Regions from separate parts of the Homo sapiens genome. Here all the other regions are linked to region 4. Evidence: chromatin contacts called from ENCODE Hi-C or POLR2A ChIA-PET data. All regions are on one chromosome and are shown on one strand. Each heading gives the region's core, a stretch centred on a gene start or an enhancer-like site at or near the end of the contact. The rest is flanking DNA. Distances are from core to core; before and after follow the strand shown. Region 1 holds the start of SH2D3A (SH2 domain containing 3A). Region 2 holds the start of ARHGEF18 (Rho/Rac guanine nucleotide exchange factor 18). Region 3 overlaps ARHGEF18 (Rho/Rac guanine nucleotide exchange factor 18). Region 4 holds the start of ZNF557 (zinc finger protein 557). Region 5 holds the start of TNFSF14 (TNF superfamily member 14). Region 6 holds the start of PEX11G (peroxisomal biogenesis factor 11 gamma).

Region 1 (4,269 bases), core at 1,531-4,030, 300 kb before region 4:
CAAAAAAACTAAACCATGGATGGGATATAATGAAAGTACAGGTGCTAGGGTGAACACTCTTTTTTTTTTGAGACAGAGTCTTGCTTTATTGCCCAGGCTGGACTGCAGTGGTGCAATCACAGCTCATTGCGGCCTTGACCTCCTGGGCTCAAGTGATTCTCCCACCTCATCCTTCTGAGTAGCTGGGACTATGAGCGTGGGCCACTGTACCTGGCTAATTTTTTTTTTTTTTTTTTTTTTTGAGATCAAGTCTCACTCTGTTGCCCAGGCTGGAGTGCAGTGGCATGATCTCAGTTCATTGCAACTTCCGCCTGCTGGTTTCAAGCAATTCTCGTGCATCGGCCTCCTCAGTAGCTGGGACTACAGGTGTGTGCCACCATGCCTGGCTAATTTTTAAAATATTTTTAATAGAGATGGGGTTTCTCCATGTTGGCCAGGCTGGTCTCGAACTCCTGACCTCAGGTGATCCACCCTCCTCAGCCTCCCAAAGCACTGGGATTACCAGCATGAGCCACTGCGTCTGGCTGTGCCTGGCTAATTTTTAAATATATATGTAGAGATTGGGTCTTGCCACGTTGCCCAGGCTGGGTGAACATTTTTGATCATGTGACCAGGAAAGGTCTCATTGAGTAAAGTCTGGAAGGAATTCTGGGGAGTGTGCCAGGTGACTCTGGGTGAAAAAACATCCCAGTCAGGGGGAATTTAACTTACAAACATCCATGGCTTCTCGGCAACCTATGCGCACACTCAGAGGTTCTCAGGATAGGTGCAGATCTAACCCCTATTCTTTGCTTTAGAATGCAACGCTGGGGGCCAGGCGCGGTGGCTCACTCTTGTAATCCTAGCACTTTGGGAGGCAGAGGTGGGTGGATCATCTGAGGTCAGGAGTTTGAGACCAGCCTGGTCAACACAGTGAAACCCCGTCTCTACTAAAAATACAAAAATTAGCCAGGCATGGTGGCGTGTGCCTGTAGTCCCAGCTACTCAGGAGGCTGAGGAGAGAGAATCGCTTGAATCCAGGAGGCAGACCCTGCAGTGAACCGAGATCACACCACTGCACTCCAGCCTGGGTGACAGAGCAAGACTCCGTCTCAAAAAAAAAAAAAAAAAAAAGAATGTAACCCCAGGGTTAAGATTTTTAAAAGGTCACATTTTGTAGCAATGTCAGCAAACAGCAATGTTGCCTTTGCAGATCCTTCTATTTCGGAGCCCATACATGTGGTTATCATGATGATTGAATTTGGATCTCAGACATTTTGGTAGTTTCCCGATAATCTCACAGGCCTCAGGGCCAGTGTGTCTCAGGTGTCTGGTGGGGGAGATTTCTCTGGATGGTCCAGAAGAAGATAATCTGCTTCTTACTCTCCTGCAAGCTCTCCCTGCAGCCCTGCAAAGTCTTCTGGTGGGGTCTGCAGAGAAATTCCTGCCTCCTGAGTCAGCAGGAAGTTCCCAGACCAGCCCTAGGTGGCTTTAGGGGAGGAGCGCTGGGCAGGGAGCCAGCTGCCAGTGCCGCATACCTGAAGCCAGGTGTGTCTTTGCAATGCCTGCGCACTTCCTGTTTGTCACCTGGACCAGGGCTAGCCTCGGTCGCAGAGTTTCCCAACCCCAAGTTCCTGTCTTGTGTCTCCCTTAGTGAGAGTGAAGTTGAGTCAATGGCAAGGTTCTGGTTAGTTTGAGGACACAGGGTGGCCATAGGTCAGCCAAAGGCCAACTAAGCCATCTCCTGCCTCTGAGTCCTTTGGGATCATTTATTCGGGCACGGAAGAGAAGAAACGGGCAGAATCAGGAATCAGACCAAGCATAGAGAGAGGAGAGAGGGGATTATTCATGTTCCAGTTGGATCATAAACATGTGTCCACGTGTGGGGAGGACGTGGAGGGTGGGAACCACCAGCACAGGCAACACAAACACAGATGTAGGCAGGACTCGCTTTTGACGTTGGACGACCATTGCTGGAGCACTTGCTGTGCACCAGGCTCTGTTCTAGGACCTAGAGATACAGTGACTAAGGAGATTAAAGCTCGGCACCACCCTGCCCTCCAGAGCTTGCAGTCGGCTGCGCAAGACAGACTGCAAACGAGCACAAGATGAATGGAGAAGACAGACCATTTCTAAGAGTTATCAATGAAAGTGATAAGCCAGGGAGATGTGATAGAGGAGGCTGGACAGGACAGCCTCTCCTATAAAGTGACATTGGAACTGAGACCTCAGTACAGAAGGAGGCAGTTAGGCAAAGATTTGGAGGAGTCGCCTGGGTGAGGGGTACAGTAAGGGTAAAGGCCTGGAGCTGAGATGGACTTGCTTTTTACATTTTACATCATCAAGGCGGCTGGTGTAGCCGGAATACGATGAGGAAGGAGTAGATAGGAGGGCAATGAGGTTGGAGAGATCAGGAGGAGAGACTAGGCAAAAACTAGTGGACTTTGAATTTTAATCTCTATGACCCAAGGGTTTTAAGTGAAGGAGGGGCCCGATCTGATTCGCCGTTTAAGAGGATCACTCAGGCAAAAATGGAAACAATGGCTTTCTGTGCTGCACAGGAAATACACTTAGAGAGGCACGCCCAGGTGAGCCCGAGCACACCGACACGCGTAACGCACAGCGACCCTCTCATTCGCGAGGCGACCTCTTCTACCCCAGATCCTCCCTGCGAGCCGGTGACCCCACCTGGAAAGAGAGGACTCCCCATCCCAATAATCCTGGTTCTGGATCTGCCCTGGGGCTCCACTCACCTGGGCAGGACCCGCGGGGCTCCCACGAGGCTGGGTCCAGGCGGAAGCTGAGGCTCCGCGGCTCCGGGCTGCTGTCACCCCCGCCCTCCACCTTGCCACCGCCCCAGCCTTCCCAGACCACACCTAGTGGGAACTCAGCCCAGTTACCTGACCACACCTCCTGCAGACCCCGCCCCCTGCGGGCCCCGCCTCAAACTAACTTCCCAGGCCCTTGCTCCGCCCCCTTAAAACCATTTTTTTTGCTACTAGCCACGCCTCCTTCTGCATCGCACCGCTTTCTCCATAGACCCCGCCCACTAGGGGAGCACCACGCATCCTTTCCTGCCAGTGGCCCCTCCCCTTGTATATAGCCACGACCACCGCCGAATGACTACGCCCACCCGCAGCCACCTCCTTCTCAGCCCCGCCCCTTAGGGCAATAGAAGAAATTTCATCCCAACGTTCCCGCCCCTTAGAACCCTGCCCCTCCCTTCCACCCAGGCGGCCCCAAGCACCCATGGCCCTTTGGGACCAGGGCGGGGTGGAGTGGGGTGCCTCTCTCCCCTCCCCGCCAAGGCTCCGGGTCAGGGCAGGGCAACTCCCTCGGGCTCTTACGCCAGGCTGGGGTAGCTGCGGCAGCTGTGACGTAAGGAGGGGTACGCTTCCTCCAGACCGCCCTCCCGGATTTTCCGGAAAGAAGCCCCATTTAGGTGGCGGGTTTTGTGGAGAGACGTCCGGGAAAACGCGACAGCTTCCTTCAGTGACAGCACGCTGGAGCGGGGCGGGACTTTGGTGGAGGTGGAAGGCAAATCATTCAGGTGGTTTCCCAGGTGGGAAGAAGGGTGGGGGGGACTTCCATCGTGATGCCTGGAGACGAACAAGAGAAAAGGTGACAGGGACCTAGTGCAAGAGAGAGGACTCTTTGGCCACGTTTATTGATGAGTTCCTCATATTAACATCAGTCTTGTCTTGTAGAGACAGGGTCTTGCTATATTGCCCAGGCCGGAGTGCAGTGGTGATCATAGCTCACTGTAGCCTCAACCTCCTGGGCTTAAGCTATCCTCCCGCTTCAGCCTTCCAAGCAGCTGAGACTAAAGGTGCACACCACCACACCCAGCTGATTTTATTTTATTTTTTGTAGATGTGGCGTCTTACTATGCTGCCCAGGCTCTGGAACTCCTGGGCTCATGCGAACTTCCTGCCTTGGCCTCCCAGAGCGCTGAGATTACAAGCAAGCATGAACCACTGTGCTTGGCCCCAGTAACCACAGTCTTAAAAGCAGTAGCAGCAGCTAACATTTATTGAGCACTTACTGTACACAAGGGCTGTTCTGTCAACTTGCCTTTATTTTATTTTATTTTATTTTTTGAGATGGAGTTTCACTCTCGTTGCCCAGACTGGAGTGCAGTGGCAGCAGTCTCAGCTCACTGCAACCTCCACCTCCCCGGTTCAAGCGATTCTCCGGCTGTAGACTCCCGAGTAGCTGGGATTACAGGCTAATTTTTGTATTTTTAGTAGAGATGGGGTCTCGGCCAGACTGGTCTCAAACTCCTGACCT
Region 2 (4,444 bases), core at 725-3,224, 280 kb after region 4:
CCTCATGGTGTAAATACTCTCGCCACAGCCAATTTCAAGTGATGCCACCGAACAGTGAGTCAGAAAGATATGGACAGCAGCAAACCATTATACAGTATTTCTACCAAACAGGTTCCATACACAAAAGCAACATCAAAAGCATAGATTATGAGGCCAGGTGTGGTGGCTCACACCTGTAACCCCAGCACTTCCGGAGGCTGAGGTGGGCGAATCCTCTGAGGTCCGGAGTTCGAGACCAGCCTGGCCAACATAGTGAAATCCCGTCTCTACTAAAAATACAAAAATTAGCCTGGTGTGGTGGGGGTCACCTATAATCCCAGCTACCTGGGAGGCTGAGGCAGGAGAATCACTTGAACCCAGGAGGCAGAGGTTGCAGTGAGCTGAGATTGCACCACTGCACTCCAGCCCGGGCAACAGAGCAAGACTCCATCTCAAAAAAAAAAAAAAAAAAAAAAAAAAAAAAAAAAGGAAAAGGAAAAAAAGCATAGATTATGGAAAATGCAGCAAAAATAATGTTAAAGTGATTAATTTAAATGTGGTAAAATAGGCATAACGTAAAATTTACCATTTTAACTTTCTTTAAAAAAAATGGGATTTCACTCTGTCACCCAGGCTGGAGTACGGTGGCACAATTATAGGTCACTGCAGCTTTGAACACCTGGGCTCAAGTGAGCCTCCCCGCCTCAGCCTCCGGAGCGGCTGGGACTGCAGGCAGGCACCACCAAATGTGGCGAAGTTTTAAATTTTTTGTAGAGTACTCACTCCAGTGACAGGCTGAAGCCAGCCCAAGAGCCAAGTTTAGTGGAGCATCATGGCTCATGCCTGTAATCCCAGCACTTTGGGAGGCCAAGGCGGGTGGACTGCTTGAGCCCAGGAGTTTGAGACCAGCCTGGGAAACATAATAAAATCCCTGTCTCTACAAAAAAAAAAAATTAACTTAGGCTGGGCGCCATGTCTCGTGCCTCTAATCCCAGCACTTTGGGAGGCCAAGGTGGGAGGATTGCTTGAGCCCAGGAGTTCGAGACCAGCCTGGGCAATATGGTGAGACCCTGTCTGTACTAAAAATACAAACCAAAAAAAAATAGCCAGGCGTGGTGATGTGTGCCTGTGGTCCCAGCTACTCAGGAGGCGGAGGTGGGAGGATCACTTGAGCCCAGGGGATGGAGGTTGCAATGAACCAAAATCACCCCCACTGCACTCCAGCCTGGATGACAGAGTGAGAGCCTGTCTCAAAAGAAAAATTATATATAAAAAATTATATATAAATTATATATAAGTCTATATATAATCCATATATAATTATATATAAAGTATATATAAATTATACATAAATTATCTGTAAACAAAAAACTTAGCCAGGCATGGTGGCATGTGCCTGTAATCCCAACTACTCAGGAGGCTGAAGCAGAAGGATCACTTGAGCCCAAGAGATTGAGGCTGCAGTGAGCTATGATTTTTCCACTGCACTCCAGACTGGATGACAGAATGAGACCCTATCTCTAAAAATAAAATAAACAGTTTTTTGTTGTTGTTGTTGTTGTTTTCTAAAAAAAGCCAAATCTGAGCATTTCCTATCAACTCCACACTCGGTGACATCACACTGGTAGGTGAAATCGGCCATGCTGGGGGTATTTACACCAGGAGAATTGGCAATGGCTACAAATCGGAGAGGTGGTTGTTAAACGTTACCAGCACACCATGTTGTTCCGCCAGCTTCCAGGTACCCATGTAACAATGTAGCCACGTGTGTTTCTGTCTCTCTGTGTGTACCCACCATGCTGGTGTGTGTCTGGGTGCCTGAGTCTCTACGGATACACATGACCTGCACGTCCCTATATGTTGCTGTCTATACACCCATGTGCCTGGGTGAGGCCCCCACACCCTGTTCCTCTTCAGCAGTTGGTTCCACAGGAAGCTGCTGGGGTGGGGGTTGAGGACGCTGGGCCTCCCTCCAGCTCCCCACCCCTCCTCCTCAAGACACCTGCATGCGCAGGGCTGAGGGGTGGGAGCAGGGCTCTCTGCCTCCAGAACCCCCATCCTCTGGGCTCTTTTTAGGCCCCTAGATTGGCCTGCAGCTGGGAGCAGAGTGGCAAGCATGCAGGCAGGCAGTTGAGAAAGAGGAAGTCGAGGTGCTATTGGGTCATTCTGTGGTTATCCCAGGCTCTACCCAGCCAGCGGTTCCCTTGGGCCAGCTCGAAACGCTGGCCGTAGGTCATGGGAGCTGCAGGAGCTGTTAGCCAGGCTAGGTGCCTGCAGGTTGAAGAACTGAGCTCTATCTGGTAAGTACTTATCCTGGGAAGTGGAGAGAGATGGACCCATCGGGACAGAGTGGCAGTGGGGTCTGGGAAGTCTAGGGGGACAGCGAGCAGACATACATCACTGTTTCTCTCCCCCTTGCAGTCAACTTGCTTCCTGAGTGGGTGGGGGAAGCTGTTTGACCCTTGCGTTCATTGTGCAGAGATCTGTGGTCATAAGAGGTCACCCCAGGGGACGGGGATCCTTGAGGGGCTGCTAGGTAAGAAAGGAGGGTGGAGGCCGGGCGCGGTGGCTCACACCTGTAATCCTAGCACTTTGGGAGGCTGAGGAGGGCGGATCACTTGAGGTCAAGAGTTGGAGACCAGCCCGGCCAACATGGTGAAACCCCGTCTCTACTAAAAATACAAAAATTAGCCAGGCGTGGTGGCGGGCAGCTGTAATCTCAGCTACTCGGGAGGCTGAGGCAGGAGAATGGCTTGAACCCGGGAGGTAGAGGTTGAAGTGAGCCTCTCAGTCTCAAAACAAAGAAAAGAAAAAGAAAAGCAAAGAAAGGACGATAGAGCTCCTTGTAGCCAAGGCCCTCCTGCGTGGAGACAGGAGACAGAGAATGAATGGGGGAGCTGGGGCAAAGGCTCAGGTGCCCTTTGCATCTTAAACTGCAGATTCCGGGCCCCCCAAGAACCTCCCTGTTGCAGATTCTGAATCCACTGTCAAAACAAACTCACACTTAAGGCTGATGGCTGACAACCAGCCCTGAGAAGGGTCTTGTCCTGATCTGAAATCATCCAGAGAGCACATCCCTCCACCCAGGCAGCCTTCCTCCAGGTGAGGGTTCTCCCCCTTGGGAGACATCCCCTGTCTCCTCTCGTGGCCCCTTCTTAGGGGGACCTCCTGCACCACCGCCTGCCTGGGACTGGGAGGGGTGGGGGAGGAAGGCTGCGGTTTCTGCTGGGCACACCCAGTCTGTTGTTTCCTGCCAGCCCCCAATGCTGCAGGGCAGGCTTCAGGCACCCTGAGGTCTAGGAAGGTGGCCCCAGAACCAGGAGGGAGTGAATTGAGCTAGAGTGGACAGCTGGGGCCAGAGAGGATGGAGCTAGGAAGTGACGCTGGGGGCTGATGCTCCAAGGCCAGGTCACCTGCAGTTCTGAGAAAAGAACATGACAACCAAAGGAGGTCAGGAAAGGGTTGCCCTCATAATCAGCCACATTTCAACTCCCTTGCTGTGACTGGGAGTCACTCTGGGAGGGCTGCTTGGTAGAGGCAGCCTTTTCATTATGCCTTGAAGAACCAGTAGATGGCAACTGCAAACACGTCGGTGCTTCTGGTCTGGGCTGTCTCCCATGCCTCCCTGGGCATCCCCTAGCCCATGACAAAGGGATGGGCATATGTTGATGCTCGATACTGTTGTAGATGACATGGTGACTGTGTTGGACAGCTGGGCGTTCAAATCCCAGTTCCCTGGCCTCTATGTGGCCTTGGGCAAATGACTTAACTGCTCTGAGCTTTCGTTTGCTCATCTGTTAAAAGGCTGTTGAGTTTTTTGGGGTGGGTGTGTGTGTGTGTGTGTGTGTGTGTGTGTGTGTGTGTGTGTGTGTGTGTGTTGGAGATAGAATCTTGCTCTATCGCCCAGGCTGGAGTACATTGGTGCAATCTCAGCTCACTGCAACCTCCGCCTCTCGGGTTTAAGCAATTCTCCTGCCTCAGCCTCCCAAGTAGCTGGGATTACAGGCACACGCCTCCATGCCCAGCTAATTTTTGTATTTTTAGTAGAGACAGGGTTTCACCATATTGGTTAGGCTGGTCTTGAACTCCTGACCTCAGGTGATCTGCCTGCCTTGGCCTCCCAAAGTGCTGGGATTACAGGCATGAACCACCTCGCTCAGCCTTTATGAAGTTTGGTCTGTGAGATCTTAGTGCAGTGTCTGGCACGTAATAGATCAGAAAACATTGTCAGCCTCACCTATGCCTTCATACTGACCTTGTCCCCAGGCCTTCCTTCCTGAGCAGTCCCACCATCTTCTGAAATGTTCTGGGTCATACCCATGGTGGATCTCAATCTGTAAGCAAGTCTGCTAGAGTGGACTTCTTTTGTTTGTTTGTTTGTTTGTTTGTTTGTTTGTTTTGAGATGGAGTCTTGTTCTATTGCCCAGGCTGGAGTGCAGTGGCACGATCTCGGCTCACTGCAAGC
Region 3 (4,502 bases), core at 374-2,873, 300 kb after region 4:
GCTGGTCTCAAACCCCTAGTCTCAACTGATCCTCCTACTTTAACCTCCCAAAGCACTGGGATTACAGGTGTGAGCCACGGCCCTGGCCCCCTGACTCCTGAAATTTAAAAACAGCAATATATTATTCTATCCGCCAAGGTTTGCATTGCCCAAGCATCTCATTTCACCTGCACAACACAATCCTACAAGTAGGTGGCAGTATGCCCATTTTAGAGATGGAAAAAACTGAGGCTCAGAGAGCTTTAGGTACTTGATCGAGGTCATGCTAAGCTAACAACAGTTACCATAGCAGGATGCAAACCTTGACTGAGGTCTTTTTACCCAATGACCATTTGAAAACCATCTGCCCTGTGAGGCACGGTGGCTCATGTCTGTAATTCCAGCACTTTGGGAGGCCGAGGTGGGATGGTCACTTTAGCCCAGGATTTCAAGACCAGCCTGGGCAACATAACAAGACTCTGTCTCTACAAAAAATAAAAAAATACTAGCTGGGGCCGGGCGTGGTGACTCACGCCTGTAATCCCAGCACTTTGGGAGGCTGAGGCAGGCAGATCACCTGAGGTCAGGAGTTCGAGACCAGTCTGGCCAACATGGTAAAACCCGTCTCTACTAAAAATAAAAAAATTAGCCAGGTGTGGTGGTGGACACCTGTAATCCCAGCTACTCGGGAGACTGAGGCAGGAGACTCACTTGAACCCAGGAGGTGGAGGTTGCAGTGAGCCAAGATCGCACCATTGCACTCCAGCCTAGGCAACAAGAGTGAAACTCCATCTCAAAAAAAAAAAAATATATATATATATACACATATATATATTTTATATATATATACACATATATATATTTTATATATATATACACATATATATATTTTATATATATATATACACATATATATTTTTATATATATATATTTTATATATATTTTTTATATATATATATTTTATATATATATATAAAAGCTGGGCATGGTAGTGCAGACCTGGAAAGAAGGAAGAAAGGAAAGAAAGAGAGAGAGAGAGAGAGAGAGAGGGAGGGAGGGAGGGAGGGCGGAAGGAAGGAAGGAAGGAAGGAAGGAGAAGACTATCTGCTCTATGATTTACTTGCCATTTTGTTTGAAATTAAGCCACTTTTTTACATGACAAAATGGGACCAGGGACACATTATGCTTTGGTGTGTTATCTTTTTCCAACAGACAACAAGATCAATAACTATTTACATTTTTAAAATAAGCATGTATTCATGTACTATGCAAAACTGTGCGTGGTGAGCCTTTCTGAAGAGTGGGGAACCCTGGGCTGTTTCACCTCTGGATTTGATGGGGGATCCCATCCCCCAAGGCTCCCCCAGGTCTAGGGAACAGGAGCCTGGATTTATAGCATCCTCTTTGGGGTGTCAGGGCCAGCAGGGCAGCGTACGATGCTTACTCAGATACCTGGAAAGACCCCCACTGGGCTGGCTCTCATCTTTTCTTGCCCAAGATATGTCAGAACAAAGGTGCAAGCTCCAAAATAAAAGATGAGACACCCCCTCTCTCCCTCCCTCAATGTACCTACCAGTGGGAGCTGGAACAGCCTGTACTGCCTGGCTCCCCACTCCCCAGCTCCACCCCCATCTCTGGCCTGGCTCCCACCTCTGCCTCCTCTGAGGGAGGCCAGATGCAGGAGAAAGAGGGAGGCTCAGCCAGGCCAAGAGGCTGTCCTGACGTGTTTATATTTACAGGAGGATGAAAACCAGAGACACAAAAAAACCTTCGGGGGCTGCGACAGAAAAGACAGTAGGAGGTTTTCCAGGCACTGGGGGTAGGAATGGAGCCATTTGGGGGGTAAGTGGGAATTTGAAAGGAGGCTGCCGCCCAAGTCACATGAGGGCCAGCCAGAGCTAGAGCTGTGGCTCTTTAGAAAGAGACTGAAAAAGAGGGACCCTGGTGATCAAAAGGCAGAGGGAGGAAGAGGACGCAGAGGAGGAGTCAGCAGGGAGAAGGGAGGGAAATGAGGACGGTGGCCACAAAGGAGAGATTCAAGAAGGCAGGCTGTGGAAACAGCAGAGTGAGTCCTTAGGAAGTTAAACCTAAAATTGACCAGGCGCGGCGGCTCATGCCCGTAATCCCAGCACTTTGGGAGGCCGAGGCGGGTGAATCATGAGGTCAGGAGTTCAAGAGCAGCCTGGCCAAGATGGTGAAACCGTGTCTCTACTAAAAATACAAAATTAGGCGGGTGCAGTGACTCACGCCTGTAATCCCAGCAGTTTGGGAGGCTGAGGCGGATGGATCATCTGAGGTCGGGGGTTTGAGACCAGCCTGGGCAACATGGAGAAACCCTATCTCTACTAAAAATACGAAATTAGCTGGGCGTGGTGGCACATGCCTGTAATCCCAGCTACTCGGGAGGCTGAGGCAGGAGAATCGCTTGAACCCAGGAGGCAGAGGTTGCAGTGAGCTGAGATCGGGCCATTGCACTCCAGCCTAGGCAACAAGAGTGAAACTCCGTCTCAGGAAAAAAAAGAAAAAAAAAAGGAAAGAAAGAAAGGAAAGTTAAACCTAAAATTGGCTGGGCACGGTGGCTCATGCCCGTAATCCCAGCCCTTTGGGAGGCTGAGGCAGGTGAATCATGAGGTCAGGAGTTCAAGAGCAGCCTGGCCAAGATGGTGAAACTCTGTCTCTACTAAAAATACAAAAATTAGCCGGGCATTGTGGCAGGCGCCTGTAATTCCAGCTACTTGGGAGGCTGAGGCAGGAGAATTGTTTGAACCCGGGAGGCAGATGTTTCAGTGAGCTGATACTATGCCATTGCATTCCAGCCTGGGCGACAGAGTGAGACTCCATCTCAAAAAAATTAAAAGAAAGAAAGAAAGAAAGTTAAACCTAAAATTGCCATGCAATTGTGCCACTGCACTCCAGCCCAGGAGACAGAGCGAGATGCCGTCTCAAAAAATAAAATAAATTAGTTTGGGCGCAGCGGCTCACGCTTGTAACCCCAGCACTTTCGGAGGCTGAGCGGGGAGGATCATCTGAAATCAGGAATTTCAGACCAGCCTCGGCAACATGATGAAACCGTGTCTCTACTGAAAATAGAAAAATCAGCCGGGCATGGTGGTGCACACCTGTAATCCCAACTACTCAGGAGGGTGAGGCACGAGAATCACTTGAACCCAGGAGGCAGAGGTTGCAGTGAGCCGAGATGGTGCCACTCCACTCCAGCCTGGGTGACAGAGCAAGACTCTGTCTCAAAAAGTAAAAAATAGGGGCTGGGCGCGGTGGCTCACGCCTGTAATCCCAGCACTTTGGGAGGCCAAAGCGGGTGGATCACGAGGTCAGGAGATCGAGACCATCCTGGCTAACACAGGGAAACTCCATCTCTACTAAAAATACAAAAAAATTAGCCGGGCGTGGTGGCGGGGGCCTGTAGTCCCAGCTACTCGGGAGGCTGAGGCAGGAGAATGGCGTGAACCCGGGAGGTGGAGCTTGCAGTGAGCTGAGATTGCACCACTGCACTCCAGCCTGGGCAACAGAGTGAGACTCCATCTCAAAAAATAATAAATAAATAAAATAAATAAATAAATGTAAAAATAAAATTACCATATGATCCCGCAATTCCACTTCTGGGTATCTTCCCAGAAGAACTGAGAGCAAGGACCCACAGATATCTGCACACTGATGTTGATAGCAGCGTTATTCACAAGAGCCAACAGATGGAAAGAGCCCAGGTGTCTGCTGATGGATGGATGAATAAATGCGATGTGATCCATCCACACAATGGAATACAATTCAACCTTAAAAAGGAAGGAAATTCTGACACATGCTGCAACGTGGAGGAATCTTGAGGACGTTATGCTCGGTGAAATAAACCAGACACAAAAGGATAAATACTGTCTGATTCCACTCGTAGGAGGTCTCTGGACTCGTCGGGTTCATAGATTTACCACACCCCGCTTTTTTTTTTTCTTTCTTTCTTTCTTTGGAGACAGGGTCTTGCTTTGTCACCCAGGCTGGAGTGCGATAGCATGATCACAGCTCACTTCAGCTTTGACCTCCCAGGTTCAAGTGATCCTCCCACCTCAGCCTCCCATGTAGCTGGGACTACAGGAGCCTCCCACCATGCCCAGCTCACTTTTAAATTTTTTTGTAGAGATAGGGTCTTGTTATGTTGTCCAGGCGGGTCTCAAACTCCTGGGCTCAAGCGATCCTCCCAGATTGCTGGGATTCCAAGGCATGAGCCACCACGCCAGGCCTGGTCAGATTCATGGAGACAGAAAGTAGAAAGGTGGGTGCCAGGGGCTGGGAGGGGAATGAGGAGGCTGTGTTTCATGGGAACAGAATTTTAATTTGGGAAGATGAGAAAGTTCTGGAGATAGATGGAGGTGATGGTTGCACAGCAATGGGAATGTGCTTAATGATACTGAACTGGACACTGAAAAATGGTTAAGATGTGGGCCCGGGTACAGTGGCTCACGCCTGTAATCCCAACACTTTGGGAGGCTGAGGCAGGAGGATCACTTGAAGCTAG
Region 4 (4,105 bases), core at 1,244-3,743:
TCCCCTGGGGAAAGGGAGACTCCCTTGCCCCGTCTGCTAAGTAGCGGGTGTTCTTCCTTGATACTGACACTACCGCTAGACCAAGGTCCGCTTGGCAACAGGCGTCTTCCCAGCCGCTGGCGTTACCGCTAGACCAAGGAGGCCTCTAGTGGCCCTGTCCGGGTATAACAGAAGGCTCGCACTCGTCTTCTGGTCACTTCTTACTATGTCCCCTCAGCTCCTATCTCTGTATGGCCTGGTTTTTCCTAGGTTATGATTGTAGAGTTAGGATTATTATAATATTGGAATAAAGAGTAATTGCTACAAACTAATGATTAATGCTATTCACATATAATCATATCTATGATCTGTATCTAGTATAACTATTCTTATTTTATATATTTTATTATACTGGAACAGCTCATGCCCTCGGTCTCTTGCCTCGGCACCTGGATGGCTTGTTGCCCACAATGAAATATGAAAAATTTAGCACACAGATCACCATATGTTTCCTCATCTATAAATAGTGATAGATAGTAACACCTTCCTTATAGGTCTCTGTGAAAATATTTAGGGATAATGTATGTAAAACTGTTTATTACCAGGCAGGTTGGAAAGTAATGTCCCATTCATTTGTCCACTAGGATGGCCATAGGGTTTTTGGTTTTTTTTCCTTTTAATTCTTGAATTCCAGAGTCTTCAAATACATTCCATTGTTGTAAAGTGAATCATATTCACATTTTTTCCCTAGAGTTTAGCGATTCCTTTTGCATACAAATTCAGGCTGTATGTGTTCACACATAGATCTCAAATAACATCTTAATTTTCACAACGAAAAGCTCCCTTCCTCACCCTGTAGCCTGGCTCCTAGAAGCAACTTTTTTTTTTTTCTGATAGTAATTACATATTTGTAAGTTAGGTATTTATACTGCTTTTTCATTTATCAGCTTTAAACTATATTGAATTACTTTCTTCTCCGAAACAATTAGCACATAACTCTTACGTACTGTAAAACTAATTTTCCTCACCAAACATAATCATTTAAGGAATCTGGATAAATCAAAATTCAATGTTTATCATTTTATGACATCAATATTTACCATTTGTAGCATCTAAACCTTAGCCAGACATGTAACAAGTAGTATGTCATTAATAATTTTTTCTCATTTTTTCTTTTGATCTCTTAAATTTTAAAATTTCCTTTTTTATTTCTTCCTATGAATCCAACACCTATTTTCTCCACCAGAAATGTAGTTCTCTTTTCAGTAGATCCAGATGTGCACTAGACAATTAATCAGCTTTGGCTTTCACTTGGAGACATCCCTCCCTAGTCCTCCCTCCCCTCGTCCCCCTCTGGATGGGAGAAATATGCATACATGATCCCATTTTTGAAAGAAATTAGGAAGCTCAAAATCACACAAAAAGGCTGGGTGTGGTGTGGCTCACACCTGTAATCTCAGCACTTTGGGAGGCCGAAGTGGGGTATGACTTGAGGCCATGAGTTCTAGACCATCCTGGGCAACACAGACCTCCTCTCTACAAACAAATACAAAAATAGTCAGGCTTGGTAGTGTGGGAGGCCCGGGTGGAAGGATGGCTTGAGCTCAGGAGGTCGAGGCTGCAGTGAGCTATGATTGCACCACTGCACTCCAGCCTGGGCCACAGAGTGAGACCCTGTCTCAAAACAAACAAACGAAAAGCCACACACACACACACACACACACACGCCCTAAATGTGTGGCTATATCATTTTAACAGGCGGTGAATGTGGAGAAATGACTGAAGAAAACTTTAAAGAGTTCATTTTGCATCCTGCTACCTGAACAGTTTTAAAATCCACAAAAAGCCCTACACCCAAAAACTGACCTCCACCAAGTCTTGTCCTCTCAGCCTACTAGCTCAACCCCATTCCATGCCCCACCACTGCCTTATCTTGTCCACATACTCGCCCACCAAACCTGGTATTAACCCACAGCAAGATCCGCCCATCAAACCTAATGCCCGCCCACAACCTCGCCCCGGAACTTAGTCTCTGTCCTGACAGCCCCGCCCCCATGCCTGGTACCGCCCACGGTCCCGCCCCAGAACTTCTCCCCACCCCCGGAGCTGATCTCCACCCACACTCAGCCCTGCCTCCAGGCCTGGTACCGCCCACAGCCCCGCTCCAGAGTTGGTCCCCGCCCCCGGAACTGGTCCCCGTCAACACTCAGGCCCGCCTCCAGGCCTGGTACCGCCCACAGCCCCGCTCAAGAGCTAGTTCCGCCCCCAACCCTGCCACAGACCCGCGCCAGGACGACCCTGCCTCCGCGGCTGTCCCTAGCCAGGGCCCAACCTGGTTCTATTAATAACTAAGCAAACTAGAACACCTCAGCCGGAGGCTGGGGTGCGCGGCTGCTGCACCTGCAGCCTGAACCCGGGGGTCCTGACACGCCGCATTTTGGGCTGGGACCAGCTGGAGCCGGAAGCGGAGGTGCAGTGTGGCTAGCCGGAGACCGGAAGCGGAAGCGCGCTTGTGTCTTGTGAGAAGAGCCGCGCTTGCAGCGTCTGGGAGAATCTTTCGGTCTCCGCGAGAGGTGCTTCATTCCGTGAGTCCGAGTCCAGAGAGGGGCCCCAGCCGCGGGCCTGCGTCCCTCCCGGGAGCCGGGTTTCCGCCCCTGAGGCCTCGGGCTGTGCGCTCAGTTAAGCCCGAAGCTGCTGTTTCCTCCGGTGTCCGGGCCCCGCGCCCCTGTCATCCTCACTCTGTCGTCCTCACCCTGTCGCCCTCACCCGGGGCGATTCTGCGCCCCAGGGGACTTTTGGCTATAGTTGGAGACGGTTTGGGATGTCACAAAATGGAGGGTAGGAGGGACTGTGCTACTACTGTAATCTAGAGGGTGGAGGCCAGGGATGCTAGCAGCTCAGCATCCTGCAGCGCGTAAAGCAGCCGCCGCCAGCAAAGACTCATCCAGCCCCAAATGTCATTAGTGCCCAGGTTGGGAAACCCTGCTGGAGGGCATTAAAATCTCTGCAGTCCTGAATACACTGTAGAAATTATTTAGAATTCAGCCGAGTCCACTTATAAGGCCTAAAGTGACGAATTTAAAGCATCTGGAGTCACCATACAATCTCCAGCCAAATGAGTTAAGCAAGTCAGATGAAAACAGCTTTAAGCTTCTTGTCCCATTTTAGGGACCAGATGGCTGGATAGGAATCTGGTGAATTCAGGCACAGCCAGTAGCCTGGGTTCTTATTCTTTAAATCAATTTTTTTTAAGTGAATGGGGTGGTCTTTCTATGCAACAACTGTATTAGTCTCAGTAAATACATTTTACTATACGTACATATTACTCCCTACAAAAGGCCTCATAAGCGATTTTTGTGCCCTTTTTATTTAGACGAAAAAAGTATAATTCAAGCTCAGATTTGTGTTGAAACCAGCCTCAAGTTTCACCTATCCTCACTGATCCGTGGACTTCTGTATGATCAGGTAGGTACCGTGTAGAACCTGCAAGTTGCAAGACTCCACTGTGTAGAAAACCTGTGAATGGATTTTTCCTGTGTTCAGGTTGTAAACACAAGGACTCACTAACAGTGAGGGTATTTTTTTTTTTTTTTTTGAGACAGAGTCTCACTCCGTTGCCCAGCCTGGAGTGCAGTGGTGCGATCTCAGCTCATTGCAACATCTGCCTCCCAGGTTCAAGCAGTTCTCCTGCCTCAGCCTCCCAAGTAGCTGGAATGACAAGGGTGCACCACCACGCCCAGCTAATTTTTGTATTTTTAGTAAAGATGGGGTGTTGCCATGTTGGCCAGGCTGGTCTCGAACTCCTGACTTCAGGTGATCCACCCACCTCGGCCTCCTAAAGTGCTGGGATTACAGGTGTGAGCCACGAGTGAGGGTATCTTAAAAATTATTTGTTTGATGCCTTATATTCAAGAGAAGGATACTAAGGGGTGTGTGATAATGTGTGTCAAAATAAGTCAGTAAATACAGCTATATGCAAATCAGTACACAAAACATGTAAACACTATTTAAAAGTTTTTTTTTCAACCTTCCAAGACATCTCAATTTTTCTTTTATTTTTTTCTTTTCCTAACAGGCCTGCCAGCCTGTAGACTTATGCTGTATAATAAGGTAGCTGCTGGTCCAT
Region 5 (4,539 bases), core at 1,772-4,271, 400 kb before region 4:
TCGTGAGACCTTCGCTCTGGGGAAAGAGGGTCAGAGGTTAGAGACGAAGACAGTGGAGGTAAAAAGCCAGCCTCCTAAAGGGCCACCGTGTACACCTCCTGGAATCAACCCCACCCCTTCCGGAGTGACCCAAACTTCTGCTTCTCAGGCCTGGGGGAGGGGCACCTGTGAGGATTTGGCCAGTTGTGCAAATCATATTGGGCAATTGACCGAGGGGTGGGGGTGGCATGGGAATCATCACACCTCCTTCCCTGGGGCCAGGACCCTGACTCACCTTGTATCAGCTGCTCCCAGGAGCCTGCAGGTCCGTCCTGAAAATGCAGAAGGGGCCTGCGGTAAGAACCTGCAGCGGGGGCCACGCCCTCGCATTGCTCACACATGGCTATGAGACATGAGGACCATAGCCACCGACACCACCCTCAGACACGTACACAGGGCCACATACTCTCACTTGCAGACACACACCCCCTGTCCAGAGGCCTCACAACCACTTGGTGCCTCAGTTTCCCTCTATGTAAATGGAGTTACGAATCGTGTCTGCTTGGCGTTTAATGAATTCACATATGTAAGGCATTATTACAGTGCTTGGCACATAGTATGCACTAGAGAAAGGTTTAATAGGTCGGGTGCATTGGCTCACACCTCTAATCCCAGCACTTCGGGAGGCCGAGGTGGGCAGATTACCTGAGGTCAGGAGTTCGAGACCAGCCTGGCCAACACAGTAAAACCCTGTATCTACTAAAACTACAAAAATTAGCTGGGCCTGGTGGTGGGTGCCTGTAATCCCAGCTGCTCTGGAGGCTGAGGCAGGAGGATCGCTTGAACCTGGGAGGTTGCAGTGGGCCCAGATTGTGCCACTGCACTCTAGCCTAGGTGACAGAGTGAGATTCTATCTCAAAAAATAAATAAATAAATAAAAGGGTTTAATAAATAAATAACATTGCCCAGAGCAGTGGCTTACACCTGTAATCCCAGCACTTTGGGAGGCCAAAGTGGGAGGACAGCTTGAGGCCAGGAGTTTAAGACCAGCCTGGGCAACACAACAAGACCTCATCTCTACAAAAAATTTTTAAGATTAGCCAGGCATGGTGGTGCATGCCTGTAGTCCCAGCTACTCATGAAGCTGGGACAGGAGGCTTGCTTGAGCCCAGGAGTTCAAGGCTGCAGTGAGCTATGATCGTGCCACTCCACTCTAGCCTGGGAAGCAGAGTGAGACACAGTCTCTAAGATAAATAAATATGTAATTAATTAAATAAATAAGTAATATTTAAAAATACAGGGACAAGGCCAGGCGTGGTGGCTCACACCTGTAATCCCAGCACTTTGGGAGGCTGAGGCAGGTGGATCACTTGAGGTCAGGAGTTCGAGACAAGTCTGGCCAACATGGTGAAACCCCGTCTGTACTAAAAATACACAAATTAGCCAGGCACGGTGGCGGATGCCTGTGATCCCAGCTACTGCTCAGGAGGCTGAGACAAGGGAATCACTTGAACCTGGGAGGTGGGGTTGTAGTGAGCCAAGACTGCACCACTACACTACAGCCTGGGCTATGGGAGAGAAACCTTGTCTCAAAAAAAAAAAAATGCAGACAGCGAGATGGCTGGACACATGGACACCACCCTTGGGATATAGCACCTGCCACAGGGCACAGACCTCAACATCATCATGACGCTGAGAAGACACATGTGGGCTCAGATGCGTGGACATGTGGTTTGTGGTTTATGGATCCATGTGCGTCTACAGACACAGAGACCCAGAGACAAAGACAGACAACGTGAATACACCGGCTGCAGCTAGGCGGGTGTGTGGACATGTGGGTACACGCACATACGTCCACATGGGTATATGGACACGAATGTGTGGCCACCGGATCCAGACCCAGGACACAAAAGGGGCCAAGCCCACAGGGGTATGGTGTTGGGCACACATAGACCCCCAGGTGAGGCACACAGACAGGCGGACACATCCACAGCCAGCTGGAAGCAGACCGAGAAATTTCCACAGATGGAAATGGTCAGAGAATTAATGACAATCGCAGTAACAGTAATAAGAGTACCAGAGAAGGCCAGGCGCAGTGGCTCACACCTGTAATCCCAGCACTTTGGGAGGCTGAGGCGGGTGGATCTCCTGAGGTCGGGAGTTTGAGACCAGCCTGACAAACATAGAGAAGCCCCATCTCTACTAAAAATACAAAATTGGCCAGGCGTGGTGGCGCATGCCTGTAATCCCAGCTACTCGGGAGGCTGAGGCAGGAGAATCACTTGAACCCGGGAGGCAGAGGTTGCGGTGAGCAGAGATCATGCCATTGCACTCCAGCCTGGGCAACGAGAGTGAAACTCCGTCTCAAAAATAAAAAAGTACAGAGAAAATGCATGCGTGTGTGCACAGGGGTGTGCATGGCAGTGTTGGGGTGTCAGTTCCGACGGGTGGAGCTGGCATCGTCTGGTACTACACATGCCATAGCATACTTCGTCCCCTATGAAGAGACTGCCCTTATTTTGTAGATGAAGACACTGAGGTTCAGAGAGGTGAATTCACTTGCCCAAGGCTGGGAGCAGCAACCAGTCAAGCCAGCTGCTCTCAGCCTGTGCCCTGTCCTACACACACACACACACACACACACACACACACACACAGACACACAGTGACCCACAATGACACAGGGGAGCCCCCCTCACCTCCACCTGCTCTCAGCCCCCCGGTCCCACTCACAGGCAGGCGGGTGACCATCTCTCCTAGACGCCAGTGCAGCTGCAGGAGGAACCAGCCTTGGACGGCCAGCCCGGCCCCCATCAGCAACAGCAAGAGACCCAGACCCACCCGGGCCACACTGCACGACTGTCTCCGGTGGCTTCGTCCCAGCCTCGTGAATGGGATGTCGGTCTGTCCATCCACCACAAACACTGAGGGCCGTACGACACTCTCCTCCATGCCCAAGGTGTCTGGAGCAGGGCTGACACGCCTGGGTCCTTCAACCTCAGAGGAAACCGAAATTGCTCAACACTCCTGGGCTGTGCACGCTGCGGACAGGCACCCGTGGGCCGCCTTTAGAGCTGGGGTTCAGCCCCACCCCTTCCCCCACTCACCCTCCTCTTCTTCCGGTACCCGCCGCCCCCGGTCTTGGCCCTGTCTCACTCTCACTCATACAGACTCTCACACTTTCCAGAGGCTTCTGAAAATGTGACTCAGGTGGCAAGTGCAGTGGGGAGCCCCCAGCTTTCCCTTCTTGGATGCTTCATTCGCTTGGGGCCACCAAATATCGACTGAGGACTTTCTGCCCATGCCAGGCTCTGCTCTCGGTGTGGGGGATGCAGCAATGAACAACAGCAAGAAGGGTCCCTGCTCCTCTTCTGGTGGAGCCAGAGAGACAAGAAACCTCGTAAACAAGAAAATAATACGTTGTGGGTTTTTTTGTTCGTTTATTTGTTTTGTTTTTGAGATGGAGTCTCGCTCTGTTGCCCAGGCTGGAGTGCAGTGGCGCGATCTCAGCTTACTACAACCTCCACCTCCTGGGTTCAAGCAATTCTCCTGCCTCAGCCTCCCAAGTAGCGGGGATTACAGGCGCGTGCCACCACGCCTGGCTGCTTTTTGTATTTTTAGTAGAGATGGGTTTTCACCATGTCGGTCAGGCTGGTCTCGAACTCCTGACCTCAAGCGATCCACCCACCTCAGCCTCCCAAAGTGCTGGGATTACAAACGTGAGCCGCACCATGCCCGGCCTTCTGTTGTGTTTTGATGTGACAAGTGCAGTGAAAAACACAAGAGTGGAATAAAGGAGTGGATGTGTGCTCTGTGTGTGTGCTTGTCTGCATGCATATATGTGTGCAGTGTGTGCATGTGAATGTGTGTATTCAGTTGTGTGCATGCAAGTGTGTATCATGTACACATGTGCAGGCGCATGCCTGTGTATCATACATGTGCTGGCATGTAAATGTGCGTGCATATGTGGGCAGGTGCATGCATATGTGTATGGTCATCTGTGTGCATGTGCATGTGGTCCATGTACATGCATGCATGTGCACGTGTGTGTATGTGTGAACATGCATCACATGTGCAAGTGGGTGTGCATATATGTGCTGTGTGCAGGTGTGTGCATGTGTGTGTGCCTGTGCATTGGTGCGTGTATGTGTGTGTGCGCACTTGCACGGGTGTGTTCATGTGTGTGGGGAGGTCCATGTATGAGTGTGCATGCATTCAAGCGTGGATTTTTTTTTTTTTCGAGACGGAGTCTCGCTCTGTCGCCCAGGCTGGAGTGCAGTGGTGCGATCTCGGCTCACTGCAAGCTCCGCCTCCCAGGTTCACGCCATTCTCCTGCCTCAGCCTCCTGAGTAGCTGGGACTACAGGCGCCCACCACCGCACCCAGCTAATTTTTTGTATTTTTAGTAGAGACGGGGTTTCACCGTGTTAGCCAGGATGGTCTCAATCTCCTGACCTCGTGATCCGCCTGCCTTGGCCTCCCAAAGTGCTGGGATTACAGGCATAAGCCACCGCACCCAGCCTTTTTCTTTCTTTTTTTTTTTGAGGCAGAGTCTCACTTT
Region 6 (4,223 bases), core at 1,082-3,581, 420 kb after region 4:
ATTCTCCTGCCTCAGCCTCCCGAGTAGCTGGGACTACAGGCACCCGCCACCAAGCCCACCTAATTTTTTGTATTTTTAGTAGAGATGGGGTTTCACCATTTTAGCCAGGATGGTCTTGATCTCCTGACCTCATGATCCACCCGCCTCGGCCTCCCAAAGTGCTGGGATTACAGGCGTAAGCCACCGCGCCTGGCTACCAAAAATTTTTTTAAGTTAACAGGGCATGGTGGTTACTTGGGAGGCTGATGCTGGAGGATCACTTGAGCCCAGGAGTTCCAGACTGTAGTGAGCTGTAATCGTGCTACTACACTCCAGCCTGGGCAACAGGGCGAGACCCTGTCTAAAAAAAGAAAAAGAAAAAGAAAAAAAAAGCTGGAAGTTTAAAAACATACTTGGAGGTGGGACAAATGAAGAAACATGACATCATTGATGTAACTGAAGGGCACAGCCTTTGGGAACAGATGTGACAGGAACAAAGAAAACAAAGCTCCTTACTTCCCACCTCCTAGGTCCTTCTTTTCCCAGGTGGCAGGAAGCCACAGCTAAAGTGTATATTTACATCTACCTGCCTGGACCAAAGCCTTTGGATGTGCTGAATGGTGGGCACAGGTGATCAGGCCTCAACCCAGTGAACAACAGGATAATTTGGTAGAATTACTTTAGAGAGAAAGAACCTACTCAGTAGGTGATGTGGAGCCTTCTGAAATAGGTCATCTTCACTACTCAGATCTTTTTTCTTTTGGAGACAGAGTCTTGCTCTGCTCCCCAGGCTCGAGTGCAAAGGTGTGAGCTCACTGCAACCTCTGCATCCCAGGTTCAAGCAATTCTCCCGCCTCAGCCTTCCAAGTAGCTGGGACTACAGGCACGCACCACCACATCCGGCTAATTTTTGTATTTTAGTAGAGACGAGGTTTCATCACTTTTCCCAGGCTGGTCTCAAACTCCTGAGCTCAGACAATCCACCCAGCTCAGCCTCCCAAAGTGCTAGGATCACAGGCGCGAGCCACCACGCCTGGCCTCCCTTATATCTTTATTTTACCTGCTTTTCAGAAATTGCTTGTTCCTGTTGTTTTATTTATTTTTACTTGTAATTCCTTTCCAGCCCCATTATAATGGCAAAACACTGCAATCTGAATGTTCAACTCGGGGGAGATTTGTTAACCCACCCCCCCAATCATAAGATATTTGAATGGAATCTAAATGCCTAGCCACCAGTACACCGCCTGGTACAACCTGAATGTCTACCTATAAGAGACTGGTGGGGACAAGCTAAGAGTCCAGACTCAGGGGCATGGATGGCATAACCTAAATGTTCAACCATATGGGACTTGATTGGAACTAAAAACTGTCCAGCCATAGGGAGAGTCTTGCAATATCCTAAATCCCCACATGAGATTGTTTGGGACAACCCAGGGACCAACTACAGTGGCCCGGTCAGATCCTAAATGTCCAAACATGGGAATCTGTTTGGTATGTAAACGTCCAGCCAGGCTGGGTTGGCAGAGACGATCTAAATGACCAACTGGGGTTTTGTTGGAACCCATCGCTGCTTAGGCATGGCAGGGCCCAGGCCATGGCGTGTTCTTTGGTCTAGGTTGGCTGAAACAACCTAAATGCCCAACTATAGGGAATCTGGTTGGAAGTGAATGTCCAGCCACAGGGGAGCCCTGCAACATCCCAAATCCCAACACGAGATTGTTCAGGACAACTTCAGTGGCCTGGTCGGATCCAAAACGTCCAAACACGGGAATCTGGCCAGTGTGTCAATGTCCAGACAGGTTGGGTTGGCAGAAACTATCTAAATGTCCAACGCTGGCCAGACGCGGTGGCTCACGCCTGTAATCCCAGCACTTTGGGAGGCCGAGGCAGGTGGATCGCTTGAGGCCAGGAGATCGAGACCATCCTGGCTAACACGATGAAACTCCGTCTCTACTAAAAATACAAAAAAATAGCAGGGAGTGGTGGCGGGCGCCTGTAGTCCCAGCTACTCGGGAGTGCTGAGGCAGGAGAATCGCTTGAACCCGGGAAGCGGAGGCTGCAGTGAGCAGAGATCGCACCACTGCACTCCAGCCAAAATAAATAAATACATAAATGTCCAATGCTAGGGCACCGCATTTGAGCCTAGCTCGGACGGGGCCTCTGCGACGGAGTATCCTGGGCGACCCCGTCCCCTCTCTGGCCCGTTTCCCAGTCTCTGAGCTTGGGCCAAACTCTAGGACCTCCGGCCCCGGTCCGCCCCTGCCTCACCAGGCGGTCCCGGCCCCTGTACGACTCCAGCGCCGACGCCAGGCCGCTCAGCGACGCCATGGCAACTCCGTGACGTCACCGCGACGTCGGCGCGCCGCGCCAGGGGGCGGGGCCAGGCCGGGGTACCGGGAGCGCCCCAAAGGCTTGCGCGCAGGCGCGGCCGCAGGCCTTTGTCCCCCTGACCGGCTTTTTGTCCGCTGTAGGGGAGGGACAGAGTTTGCAGAGGTGGGGCCGACACGTGTGTGCTCTCCAGGCCTGCAGACCCTGGATCATCCTCGGAGTTTGCTGCATTCTGCCCCACGGCGGTTTGGCCAACTACCCACGCACAAAAAAATATATTTCTAAGTTTAACCAACTACCCACACGCTCCAAAAATATTCCAAGCAAAACCACCAACCTGTTCGCAGTGGTTCAAGGAGAGATTTTCCTTTTTAGTTTTTGTGCTTCACCTTTTCTGCACTGTCTGCCTGCCCGTAGTGAGCAGGAATGACTGCTGTAATATCACAACAAGGCATCTTTCGACGTTAAGGAAAGACGTTATCTTTGGACGTTAAGAATTGTTCTAGAATACATAAATAAAAAATAAAAATGCACAATTCAGTGACATTAGTACATGCACATGTTGGACAACCATCACCCCTTGCTAGTTTCGGGGTATTTTTATCACCCCCAAGAGAGACCCCCGTAGGAGACCAGCATATGCCCCTCTGAAATATGCGACCTTGGTGTAGGATTATTTTGAGCTGAGATCAATGAAGCTGATACCGGAAAAGCTCTCTGTTCTTCCCTGATTTGCCTCAAAGCAGGACCTAAAGGTACAAAGGTGCCCTCCTCCCCTCTCTACCAGGAAGGACAAAGGTTGATCACCAGGGACACCTTTAGACTCTTGTCTGGAGACGTCTTTTTTTTTTTTTTCTTTTTTTTTGAGACGGAGTCTTGCTCTGTCCCCAAAGCTAGAGTGCAGTAGCGCCATCTCTGCTCACTGCGTCCTCCGCTTCCCTGGTTCAAGCGATTCTCGTGCCTCAGCTTCCCAAGTAGCTGGGATCACAGCTGTGCACCACTGTGCCCGGCTAATTTTTGTATTTTTGGTAGAGTCGGGGTTTCACCACGTTGGCCAGGCTGTTCTCAAATTCCTGGCCTCAAGTGATCCGCCCGCCTCGGCCTCCCAAAGTGCTGGGATTACAAGCGTGAGCCACCGCACCCGGCCTCAATGTCCTTTTCCTTCGTCTTGTCACTTCTCCAAAAATTTGCTGCTATATGTTGAAGGTGCTATATAAGCAGGAGTTATATAAGCTATATAAGCCACCTCATTTCTCTTGGCATCTCCCATGTACACATAAGGTACACATGTTAATAAATTTGTTTTTCCCTTGTTAATTTTTTTTTTTTAGACGGAGCCTCGCTCTGTCGCCCAGGCTGGAGTGCAGTGGCACGATCTCGGCTCACTGCAAGCTCCGCCTCGCGGGTTCACGCCATTCTTCTGCCTCAGCCTCCCGAGTAGCTGGCACTACTACAGGCGCCCGCCACCACGCCTGGGTAATTTTTTTTTTTTTTTTTTTTTTGTATTTTTAGTAGAGACGGGGTTTCACCGTGTTAGCCAGGATGGTCTTGATCTCCTGACCTCGTGATCCGCCCGTCTCTGCCTCCCAAAGTGCTAGGATTACAGGCGTGAGCCACCGCGCCTGGCCTCTATTTTTTTTTTTTTTTTTTTTTTTTTTTTTTGAGACAGGGCCTCGCTCTGGGAGGAACCAAATTTGTAGATGTGAAGCCGCCACTTGTGTGCTCTCTGGGCCTGAGGACCCAGGATGATGCCCAGAGCTTGCTACATTCTGCCCCATGGTAGCTTGACCAACTACCCACAAAAAAGGGGTAGAGTGCAGCGGCACGATCTTAACTCACTGCAGCCTTGAACTCCTGGGATCAAGCCATCCTGCCACCTCAGCATCCTGAGTAGGTGGGACCACAGGTGCCTGCCA

Evidence for each region. Hi-C counts contacts between places; a loop is a spot of excess contacts on that map. ChIA-PET counts read pairs that join two places held with the same protein, here RNA polymerase II (POLR2A). Pooled maps may share reads with other maps.
Region 1: a loop to region 4 is called in a map of CD8-positive, alpha-beta T cell, with 7 times the contacts of the local background. The contact joins the promoter of SH2D3A here to the promoter of ZNF557 in region 4. A Hi-C loop is called at or near these places in 1 of 168 maps with a recorded cell type or tissue (CD8-positive, alpha-beta T cell), 4 of 37 single-sample maps with no recorded cell type and 9 of 50 pooled maps. POLR2A ChIA-PET finds 5 or more read pairs at or near these places in 10 of 52 experiments (BJ, Caco-2, GM12878 and 7 more).
Region 2: a pooled map shows a loop between it and region 4 (6-fold over the local background). The contact joins the promoter of ARHGEF18 here to the promoter of ZNF557 in region 4. A Hi-C loop is called at or near these places in 2 of 37 single-sample maps with no recorded cell type and 9 of 50 pooled maps. POLR2A ChIA-PET finds 5 or more read pairs at or near these places in 10 of 52 experiments (CD4-positive, alpha-beta T cell, CD4-positive, alpha-beta memory T cell, CD8-positive, alpha-beta T cell and 6 more).
Region 3: a pooled map shows a loop between it and region 4 (3-fold over the local background). The contact joins the enhancer-like site here to the promoter of ZNF557 in region 4. A Hi-C loop is called at or near these places in 1 of 50 pooled maps. POLR2A ChIA-PET finds 5 or more read pairs at or near these places in 2 of 52 experiments (CD8-positive, alpha-beta memory T cell and naive thymus-derived CD4-positive, alpha-beta T cell).
Region 5: a loop to region 4 is called in a pooled map, with 6 times the contacts of the local background. The contact joins the promoter of TNFSF14 here to the promoter of ZNF557 in region 4. A Hi-C loop is called at or near these places in 4 of 50 pooled maps. POLR2A ChIA-PET finds 5 or more read pairs at or near these places in 2 of 52 experiments (A549 and activated T-cell).
Region 6: a loop to region 4 is called in a pooled map, with 7 times the contacts of the local background. The contact joins the promoter of PEX11G here to the promoter of ZNF557 in region 4. A Hi-C loop is called at or near these places in 7 of 50 pooled maps. POLR2A ChIA-PET finds 5 or more read pairs at or near these places in 2 of 52 experiments (A673 and RWPE1).

The regions. Positions count from the first base shown.
Region 1 is chr19:6,764,655-6,768,923 of GRCh38, forward strand. It overlaps SH2D3A (SH2 domain containing 3A), which reads right to left and starts at 2,781. Exons shown (of 10, transcript NM_005490.3): 1 at 2,733-2,781. RefSeq lists an enhancer at 271-1,171 and a silencer at 3,260-3,319.
Region 2 is chr19:7,346,963-7,351,406 of GRCh38, forward strand. It overlaps ARHGEF18 (Rho/Rac guanine nucleotide exchange factor 18), which reads left to right and starts at 1,975. Exons shown (of 29, transcript NM_001367823.1): 1 at 1,975-2,279.
Region 3 is chr19:7,366,973-7,371,474 of GRCh38, forward strand. The region is part of intron 2 of ARHGEF18 (Rho/Rac guanine nucleotide exchange factor 18); the gene reads left to right. Among named protein-coding and RNA genes, the nearest start is that of ARHGEF18, 20 kb to the left of the region's middle. Within about 2 kb of position 1,624, at least 9 of the 41 ENCODE cell types and tissues checked have a DNase peak (open chromatin) inside an H3K27ac peak, as active enhancers do.
Region 4 is chr19:7,067,210-7,071,314 of GRCh38, forward strand. It overlaps ZNF557 (zinc finger protein 557), which reads left to right and starts at 2,494. Exons shown (of 8, transcript NM_024341.3): 1 at 2,494-2,564; 2 at 3,353-3,444.
Region 5 is chr19:6,667,139-6,671,677 of GRCh38, forward strand. It overlaps TNFSF14 (TNF superfamily member 14), which reads right to left and starts at 3,022. Exons shown (of 4, transcript NM_001376887.1): 1 at 2,713-3,022; 2 at 275-311; 3 at 1-16. The coding sequence starts at 2,931. RefSeq lists enhancers at 1,542-1,631, 1,692-1,881, 2,782-2,871, 3,252-3,481 and a silencer at 4,052-4,151.
Region 6 is chr19:7,486,704-7,490,926 of GRCh38, forward strand. PEX11G (peroxisomal biogenesis factor 11 gamma) reads right to left here and starts at 2,332. Exons shown (of 5, transcript NM_080662.4): 1 at 2,248-2,332. The coding sequence starts at 2,307. RefSeq lists silencers at 2,079-2,138, 2,189-2,518.